Regions from separate parts of the Homo sapiens genome. Here region 1 is linked to region 2. A link is a contact called in ENCODE Hi-C or POLR2A ChIA-PET data. All regions are on one chromosome and are shown on one strand. Each heading gives the region's core, a stretch centred on a gene start or an enhancer-like site at or near the end of the contact. The rest is flanking DNA. Distances are from core to core; before and after follow the strand shown.

What was found. Hi-C counts contacts between places; a loop is a spot of excess contacts on that map. ChIA-PET counts read pairs that join two places held with the same protein, here RNA polymerase II (POLR2A). Pooled maps may share reads with other maps.
Region 1: a loop to region 2 is called in a map of B cell, with 14 times the contacts of the local background. The contact joins two enhancer-like sites. A Hi-C loop is called at or near these places in 1 of 168 maps with a recorded cell type or tissue (B cell) and 2 of 50 pooled maps. POLR2A ChIA-PET finds 5 or more read pairs at or near these places in 1 of 52 experiments (Panc1).

The regions. Positions count from the first base shown.
Region 1 is chr14:89,492,893-89,496,815 of GRCh38, forward strand. It overlaps a transcript of FOXN3 not described here. Among named protein-coding and RNA genes, the nearest start is that of FOXN3-AS1, 78 kb to the left of the region's middle. Within about 2 kb of position 1,344, at least 2 of the 41 ENCODE cell types and tissues checked have a DNase peak (open chromatin) inside an H3K27ac peak, as active enhancers do; they include B cell, where a contact is called at or near this core.
Region 2 is chr14:89,384,255-89,388,639 of GRCh38, forward strand. All of the region lies in intron 2 of FOXN3 (forkhead box N3), which reads right to left. Among named protein-coding and RNA genes, the nearest start is that of FOXN3, 31 kb to the right of the region's middle. RefSeq lists enhancers at 1-77, 1,749-1,818, 1,869-1,918, 2,299-2,398. Within about 2 kb of position 1,721, at least 13 of the 41 ENCODE cell types and tissues checked have a DNase peak (open chromatin) inside an H3K27ac peak, as active enhancers do; they include B cell, where a contact is called at or near this core.

The DNA of each region.
Region 1 (3,923 bases), core at 94-2,593, 110 kb after region 2:
CAAGTCCCTGGTTTATAATCCAAAACCTGTCCTGGCCCTCCACATGCGTGGGTGCTCAGAAACTCCGAGCGCCTCAGAGGTATTCTCTTAACATCTGATCAAATAATGACTATAAAGAATAATATGCAGTACATACTGTAGATAGTTCCCTGTGCACATAAAAAAATAGTCTCATACAGCCCAAAGAGCTGTCTGCATCGCTTTTTCTAAAAGTCCACCTATGGTCGGAAAACTAACCTTCTTCAAATGAATAGATTAGCTTAAATTACCATGCCATTTTACATTCTCTTCACTGATACACGAATAATAAAACTATGAGGTAAATGCAGGCTTAAATCGAATAATGGGCATAAATAAAAAAATTTTTTGACATTAAAAACTCAGTGTAAATTGCACTACAACATACTTGAAAGCTCCCACAATCATAACGTGCACATTGAAATCCATTAACCTAATACCTAGGCTGCTATTCAAAAGTAGGGGTCTAGCAGGCAAATAAATACTCATTTGAACACTCCTCCGAAATTACTGCACAATTTGGTTGCAAAGTCACACACTTACAAAGTCTATCATCTTTACTTGGTTGCTCTGTAACCAACACTGAAGTCATATAAGGTTACAATGTGGCAGCATGAGATCAACACAGATACCAGCAAATGGTACTAAAAAGTAGCAGCAAATGTCAAAGACAAACCAGGGTCAGCTTGGAGAGAATGAGATATTTACATAAGCTTTCAGAAAAGACAATGGAGCCCCGATTTCCCCTTAACCGCACACCTAATCAACCTCTCTGCTCCTCACCTGATCATTCTGATATAAAAGCAATTTCTACAGTGATACATTCAAAGACCTTAGTTGCCATAAACTCAGCAGCTGTTAAAAAGATTCTGTTGCACATTCGATTTGCTTTAAGACTCAGCTATTTCCAACCAAAGCTTTCATTTCTTATCCATCTCTACCCCCCTCCAAAAAAAAAAAAAATAGCTTCATTAACAATATCCTTCTTTGATATGTCATCTGCCAAGGCCATTTTCTTACCTTTGTAACTCACATTTTTTTTCATTTGAGGATATTTACCCAAGCAAGGACAATTGTTTGACTGGAATCTTGCAACTTTCAACTTTGCCCAGATTTTGCCATCGTGCAGAAGGGGAATGCCGCAACCCCCGACACATCGTTCAGTTGAGCTAATACACATCTGAATCCAGAGCTATATTTTAAATTCTTTTACACTTACTTAATATAGTGCATGCCGCCTGTCCACTGATGCGATATCAGAAACCTGCAAGCTACTATTTCTGCAACTGTGTCACTGTAGATAGTCTGAAACATGTACGTAGCTGTTGCCATGGAAACAAACACAGCTAGGGTAGAGTGCCACGCTGTGTTAATTCCTTCACCCATGAACCCCAGGGGAATGCTAACATTCATCTTCTTTCTCCTTTAGTCTCACACTGCTTTAATATTTTTTTAGCATTATCAAATGATGTACTAAATACATATGGTACACCTGAAAATACGGATGGCTGAAATGAGCCGTGGTACCAACCTAGCCTGCCGGCTGGGCTGTCTGCTTAAGGTGGTGCAGCTCTGCAATGGATCCTTTCCTGAACTTCTCCTGGGAGAAATAAAGAACTTTGTCTTTCTTTTAAAATGGTGTGGGAAGGACAGAAAAGGTGAGCATCTTGTCTCCCCTAAGAACAGTTATCCTGGAATGGCACCAGAAGAAAGATGCTATCAGAAATGTACCTTCTCAGTTCTCTGAAAGGCAGAGGGAGGCCTTGCAAACTTTCTGAAGTGGATCCAAGCTAAGAGTTGTTCTCCCTTCCAAGTAGAGCTGCATTAGCAGGCTATAAACCCAATAGTTTTAATTAGGCAAAAGCATAAACCCTTAACAAGGGATTCATCTGTCCCCACTTGGTCTTTATTCCTAAACCCATGCAAGAAGGTATTAAAATGAGTGAGTAGGCAATGACATGGAAATCTGCCATTATTCAGAAAGGAATTGTGATTTTCCTGGAATTTGAACATTCTCTTTTTTGCTTCAAGTTCATATCTCTGTCCTTATCAATGCTTGGACCTGTGAAGAAAAGTCAAACTCATTCACTGCACCTAAAAGCCAAAATGTATGGTTATTGGTGCACTGGGCCACCTTCTCATTATTCAACTGGTAAGCCGCTTTAAATATTGGGGTAATATTCATCACGGTAGACAAAAGTAAGCTGTTCAAAATCTTAATTACATCATATCCCTTGGGCTGGTTAATAATATTCAATCTAGATGAAAATGGCCACGTTTTAGATTTGCATGCTGATGTGTTTCACTTGAATACAATTTTCGCACTAAATAATCACTTGTAGGCTTTAAAAGTGCAGCTCTGTGACCCTGAACTGGCATATTTTAAAGAAACCACTACTTTATTTGTGGGGATTATGGCAAAATTAGCCTAGAAAAGATGAGCAAACTTTTCCTGTTATTTTCCTAAATTGAATCATGCTTGGCTATTTACTATGATAATAATAATAAATTCATTCCTAAAATAAAGCAGAACAGAAAATGGATATATACACACCTTACTGGTTAAAGAAATTCATCACTTTTTAAAAGCAATCTCAAAAAGATGTTAGGGTCCAGTAGAAAACCTAGTCTTCAAGTATTAGCAGGGCAGGTAAGGATTACCCTTTAACTAATCACAACCAGTACTCATAAACTTCAGAGGCAGAACCACAGCAATGAAAACTGCAGTCCCTTCCATTAACTTTACATTTCTGCCTCTTATTTGCTTCAAGTTCAAATCTCTGCCATTATCAATGCCCTTACATTCCTCTAGTATCACAAAGCATTTTGACATAGGTTATTTCATTTGACTCTCATGAGAGTTCCACGAATTAACTTGGTAGGTATCACCAATCTCATTTCACAGAAGATACACTGAGGCTCCAAAAATCAGCAACTGGTCCTAGGCCACAAGGTAAGTGTCAGACCTTGCTTAGGTCACCTGATCCGATGTTCTCTATAGGGGCCGTGCTGCTCCTAAGCATGCTCACAATGCAGTTGGCTGCCTGTAATCCCAGCACTTTAGGAGGCTGAAGCGGGTGGATCATGAGGTCAGGAGCTCGAGAACAGCTTGGCCAACGTGGTAAAATCCCGTCTCTACTAAAAATTCAAAAATTAGCTGGGTGTGGTGGCAGGCACCTGTAATCCCAGCTACTCGGGAGGCTGAGGCAGGCGAATCTCTTGAACCCGGGAGGCGGAGGTTGCAGTGAGCTGAGATGGCACCATTACACTACAGCCTGGGCAACAAGAGCAAAACTCCGTCTCAAAAAAAGAGTACTTGACTAGAGTTAACAATAGTTATAAAAGGATAGATACTAAGTATCAGATTAATTGGTTTGGGGATTAACTATGGCTGGTGGTGGAAGTTAGGCAAATCCTCCTCTTTGACCTCACCCACCCATTTCTTCTCCCAAGGCTTTAGGAGTGCAGCAAGCGCTCCCAGAGCAGATCATCTCAGCCTGCTCACTACACCCCGCGCCACCTTCCTTCCCAGGAGTGCCAGCCCAAGTCCTGACACCACTCCTCAGAGAGGGCCCTGGAGTGGAAAGATACCTGGGGGGGTCCTTGGGCTTTGGAAGTGAAAGGGGGATTGGGAGCAGCAGTAATTATTATATTTAGCCTCCCTAAGGAAGTAAGCCATTCCAGATGCTGGCTGTCATCCCCCTACACCCCGCAATGTTTTTATTGTGGTAAAATACAGATGACATAACATTTACCATCTTAACCACTTTTAAGTGTATAGTTCAGTGGTATTAAATATATTCATAATGACATGCAACCATCACCACCATCCATCTCTACAACTCTGTACCTAGCACACAATCACTCCCCATTCTCCATTCCCCCGACCCCAGCCCTTGGTAGCC
Region 2 (4,385 bases), core at 471-2,970:
GGGAGAGGAGATCAACTCCTCACCTCTGCGCCCACCAGCCTGCTTCACTGTGCTCACTTTGCAGATATAGAAACTAAGCCTGTGAAATGCTGAAGTGATAGTTCTACTTAGTGGAAGAATCAGGACCAGAACCCAAGTCTCCTGAGTCTGCATCTGACAACCAGCTCTTCTAATACGTACCAGGAACATACAATTCTGAGTCACAGACAAGCTACTTACTATGGGCAGACACTAAAAAACAACTAATGACTTTCATTCATATAACATGGTTTCATCCACTTGGAAAACTGTTTTTGTAATCTAGATTAAAAAAAACTTCCTTTCTTCAACAAACATCAGCCCCACACCTACCACAATACCAGGAATGAGTCCTAGGAATACCTCATCTAGTTGTAAAAATATATATATAAAGCAATACAGAGATGCAGAGATAAAAATAAGCCCTGTCTTATGGTTCCACTGAGAAGAGGGACATGACCCAGCCTGAGCAGGGAGAATCATGGCAGACTTCTTGGAGGCGATGATGGCTGTCAAAGTCTACAGGATGAACAGGCCTTAGCTAGGGGCAGAGAAGGATAAGGTCATGACTAATGGCAGGAACAACAGCCTTGATGGCTCTCTGAACTGGAGCTAAGGTTGCTGTACGTGTTGTAAATTACATGGTTTTATATCCCATGGAGAAACAGCCTTACAATGAAATCTTTTTATAAACTTGCACCTGGAGATTATGTCTCTCCCCTAAGTCGGCATCTTACCAGGGAAGGAGAATTATGGAATCTGCCGAGTTTCCATTTTTGCCTTGGCTGTCAGGCACTCAATCACAACAAATATATTAGGTCAAGAATTTGGAATATTTGCTTTCCCCTCTCTCTACTGCATTTGTCTATTTTCAATTTTTACCTTAGCGACCTGATTGTGACCTATATGTCTTATGGCAAGCCCTATGAAAAGGAAGTGGGGTATAAATTATAAATGTGCCAATAAAGAATACTGGCTAATACCTACATAAACATGCTAATAAAGAATATTGGCCAATATCTATAGAGAGGGTCCGGGAGGTCTAAAATCTATAACCCTATCACCTTGAGCCTAAGTTAAGATGCCACATGGCCCATCTTTTTCAAAAGTCCAAACCCATCAACTTCAGAGAGGAAAAGGCTTAATTAATTATAGGTAAAGCCATCCGTGTCCTGAGGCAGATGAGACCAATTTCTCTCTGAATAACAAAAGCTGAGGCAAACATTTAAAAAAAAAAAAAAAAAAAAAAGGAGGGCTGGGTGCCATGGTTCACGCCTGTAATCCCAGCAGTTTGGGAGGCAGAGGCAGATGGATCACCTGAGGTCGGGAGTTCAAGGCCAGCCTGACCAACATGGAGAAACCCTGTCTCTACTAAAAATACAAAATTAGCCAGGCATGGTGGCACATGCCTGTAATCCCAGCTACCTGGGAGGCTGAGGCAGGAGAATTGCTTGAACCCAGGACGCGGAGGCTGTGGTGAGCCAAGATCATGCCATTGCATTCCAGCCTGGGCAACAAAAGTGAAACTCTGTCTCAAAAAACAAGGAGTTGGCTAACGTTCTCTCAGGCCTCTTACTGTGAGTGTACATGAGAGGGAGAAAAAAGCAAAAGAGGAGAACAAGATGAGAACTACTTACGTAACTGAGGTGTCAAGATACTGGCTGAAGGCCATCCTCACAAAGACTCACTTCTACTCACTGAGAGAATAAAAGAATTGCAGATTCAGACTCACAACGGTTCTACTCTCCAACAACTGAAAACTTGATCTCTCTTTGCTTTTGTCAACTCAGCAAGTTTATGGGTAGGTTTGACACGCAAATGCCTTCGCTGACAGCAAACAGCTCAGAGGATGCACACGGGGGAGCTCGGGAGGGTGGGTGAAAATTTCACTCTTTCTCCAGATGTAGGAGGAGCTAAGTGTTTGGGGAAAATTAACCAACCAAAAATTATTTTTTAATTGCTTCCTGTGCACAGAGCACTTGCTAAGTGCCACCAGAAATGAAATATAAGGCAACTCCCCTGACATCGAGGAGTGTGTCATCTGCTCTCTAGTGAAAGCAGGAGCACTGGAGTCAGGGACACACATGTGGTCTCCCATCTGTCAAGGTCGTCCACGGACAGCCGCAGAGGCCTGCCCTGCACAACTGCAGGAGGTGCCATTTCACAGGGCTGCAACGTGAAGTCATAGTTCTAATCCTGGCACTACTAGGCTAGGGGAACTTAGCAAGTAACTTAACCAACTTCTAAAGTGGTTTTGAGAATTGAGAGATTAGACAGGTCAGGTTAAGTAAGATAGTGCCCAACACCTAACAAGGGCTCAATCAATGCCAGCTCAACAAATCATCATCTAATTAGAGCCAAAGCACACTCTATTAGTCAGCTCAGACTACCAGAACAAAATACCACAGACTGCGTGGCTCATACAACAGAAGTTACTTTTTCACAGTTCTGGAGTCTGGGAAGTCCAAGGTCAAAGTGCCAGCAGCTTCAGTTCCTGGTAAGGACTCTCTTCGTGAGAAGACGGCTGCCTTCTCACTGTGTGCTCATGGGGACTGCCCTTGGTGTGCGTGCATGAATAGAGTGATCTCTCTTCCTCCTCTTATAAGGCCACCAATCCAATCAGATTAGGACCCCATCCGTATGGTCTCAACCTTAATTAGCTCCACATTGAGGGTTTGCGCTTCAACATATAAATTGGGGGGTGCCAGGCATGGTGGCTCACGCCTGTAATCCCAGCACTTTGGGAGGCCGAGGCAGGTGGATCACTTGAGGTCAGGAGTTCAAGACCAGCCTGGCCAACATGGTGAAACCCCATCTCTACTAAAAATACAAAAAATTAGCCAGATGTGGTGGTGTACCTGTAGTCTCAGCTACTCGGGAGGCTGAGGCACAAGAATCACTTGAACCCAGAAGGCGAAGGTTGCAGTAAGCCGAGATCGTGCCACTGCACTTTAGCTTGGGAGACAGAGCAAAATTCTGTCTCAATCAATCAATCAATCAATCAATAAACAAACCAACCAATTAGGGGGGAGACACAATTCAATCTATAGCACCAACATGAAGGAAATGACCGTCAGTATAATATTTACTGAGTGTGTACTATATTCCAGGAGTTGTATTATCATTATTTAATCTTTAAACAGCCATGTGAGAAAGGCATTATCCTCTCATATCAGAGATGAGAACGTAAAGCTCATTAACAGTAATTACCTTGCTGAAGGACACACAGCTAGCAAGTCGTAAAACAAAGATTCAGCCCTAGGTCTCTCTGACTCCAACTTCCACCCTCCTGAAACTCATCTGCTCTGCTCCTTATTTCATTAGATGACAGACTTTATTATAAAGTTTATTATAAACTACATAGACAGACTATAACTGCCAAGGGCCAGAGAGAGAGAGAGATTAATAAGATCAGGAGTAGATTCCATTAAGGAAATGGGCTTTAAACGGAGCCCTTAGGACAGAGTTGGTCTGGGGTATACAGAAAGAAGAGGGAGGAGGAGCAGGTAAAGCCAGCATGAACCATGTGCACCATGCAAGGTGAATTCTGCAGGGCAGGGCAGGCACCCACCTGCGTCTAGCAGCGGCACACTACAGAGAAGCAACATGAAATAAGGTGGCTAAATGGGGCTGGGCACAGTGGCTCATGCCTGTAATCCCAGCACTTGGGGCAGCCCAGGTGGGTGGATCACCTGCGGTCACAAGTTCAAGACCAGCCTAGCCAACATGATGAAACTCTGTCTCTACTAAAAATACAAAAATTAGCCTAGGCGTGGTGGCGTGCACCTGTAGTCCCAGCTCCTTGGGAGGCTGAGGCAGGAGAATCGCTTGAACCCAGGAGGTGGAGGTTGCAGTGAGCCGAGATTGCGACATTGCACTCCAGCCTGGGCAACAGAACAAGATTCCGTCTTGGAGGGAAGATAGCCTAAATGGGCGAACACACACTCCATGGGGCCTGGAAAGTCAGGGAGGAGATGAGAACTCACTTCCATGGATGGCAGCAATCACTGAGGCCATCTGAGCAAAGGATACAGTAATGACAGTGCCCAGGCTACCAGGACAGAGCCTGGAGACAGTGAACGCTGCACCTGCAACTCAGGGATGGAAGAGTGGGGCCGCTGCAAGCAGGGTGTGGGATGCTGCTGGGTGTGGGCCACAGGGCCCAAGAGCTTGGCTCTGCCCTTATCAAGTTATCAGGGTCAGCGCCTAGGAAGCCAGGAGAATGAATGCGCCATTGACTTACTCAGCAGAACCTCTGGAGCCCCCTGCACACAGCGCTGTCCCAAGCACTGGGTTAGACTGACTGTGAAGCTTACATTTAGAGGAGACACGTGATGAACAAGTCACAGATAAATGTGTAAATGCAC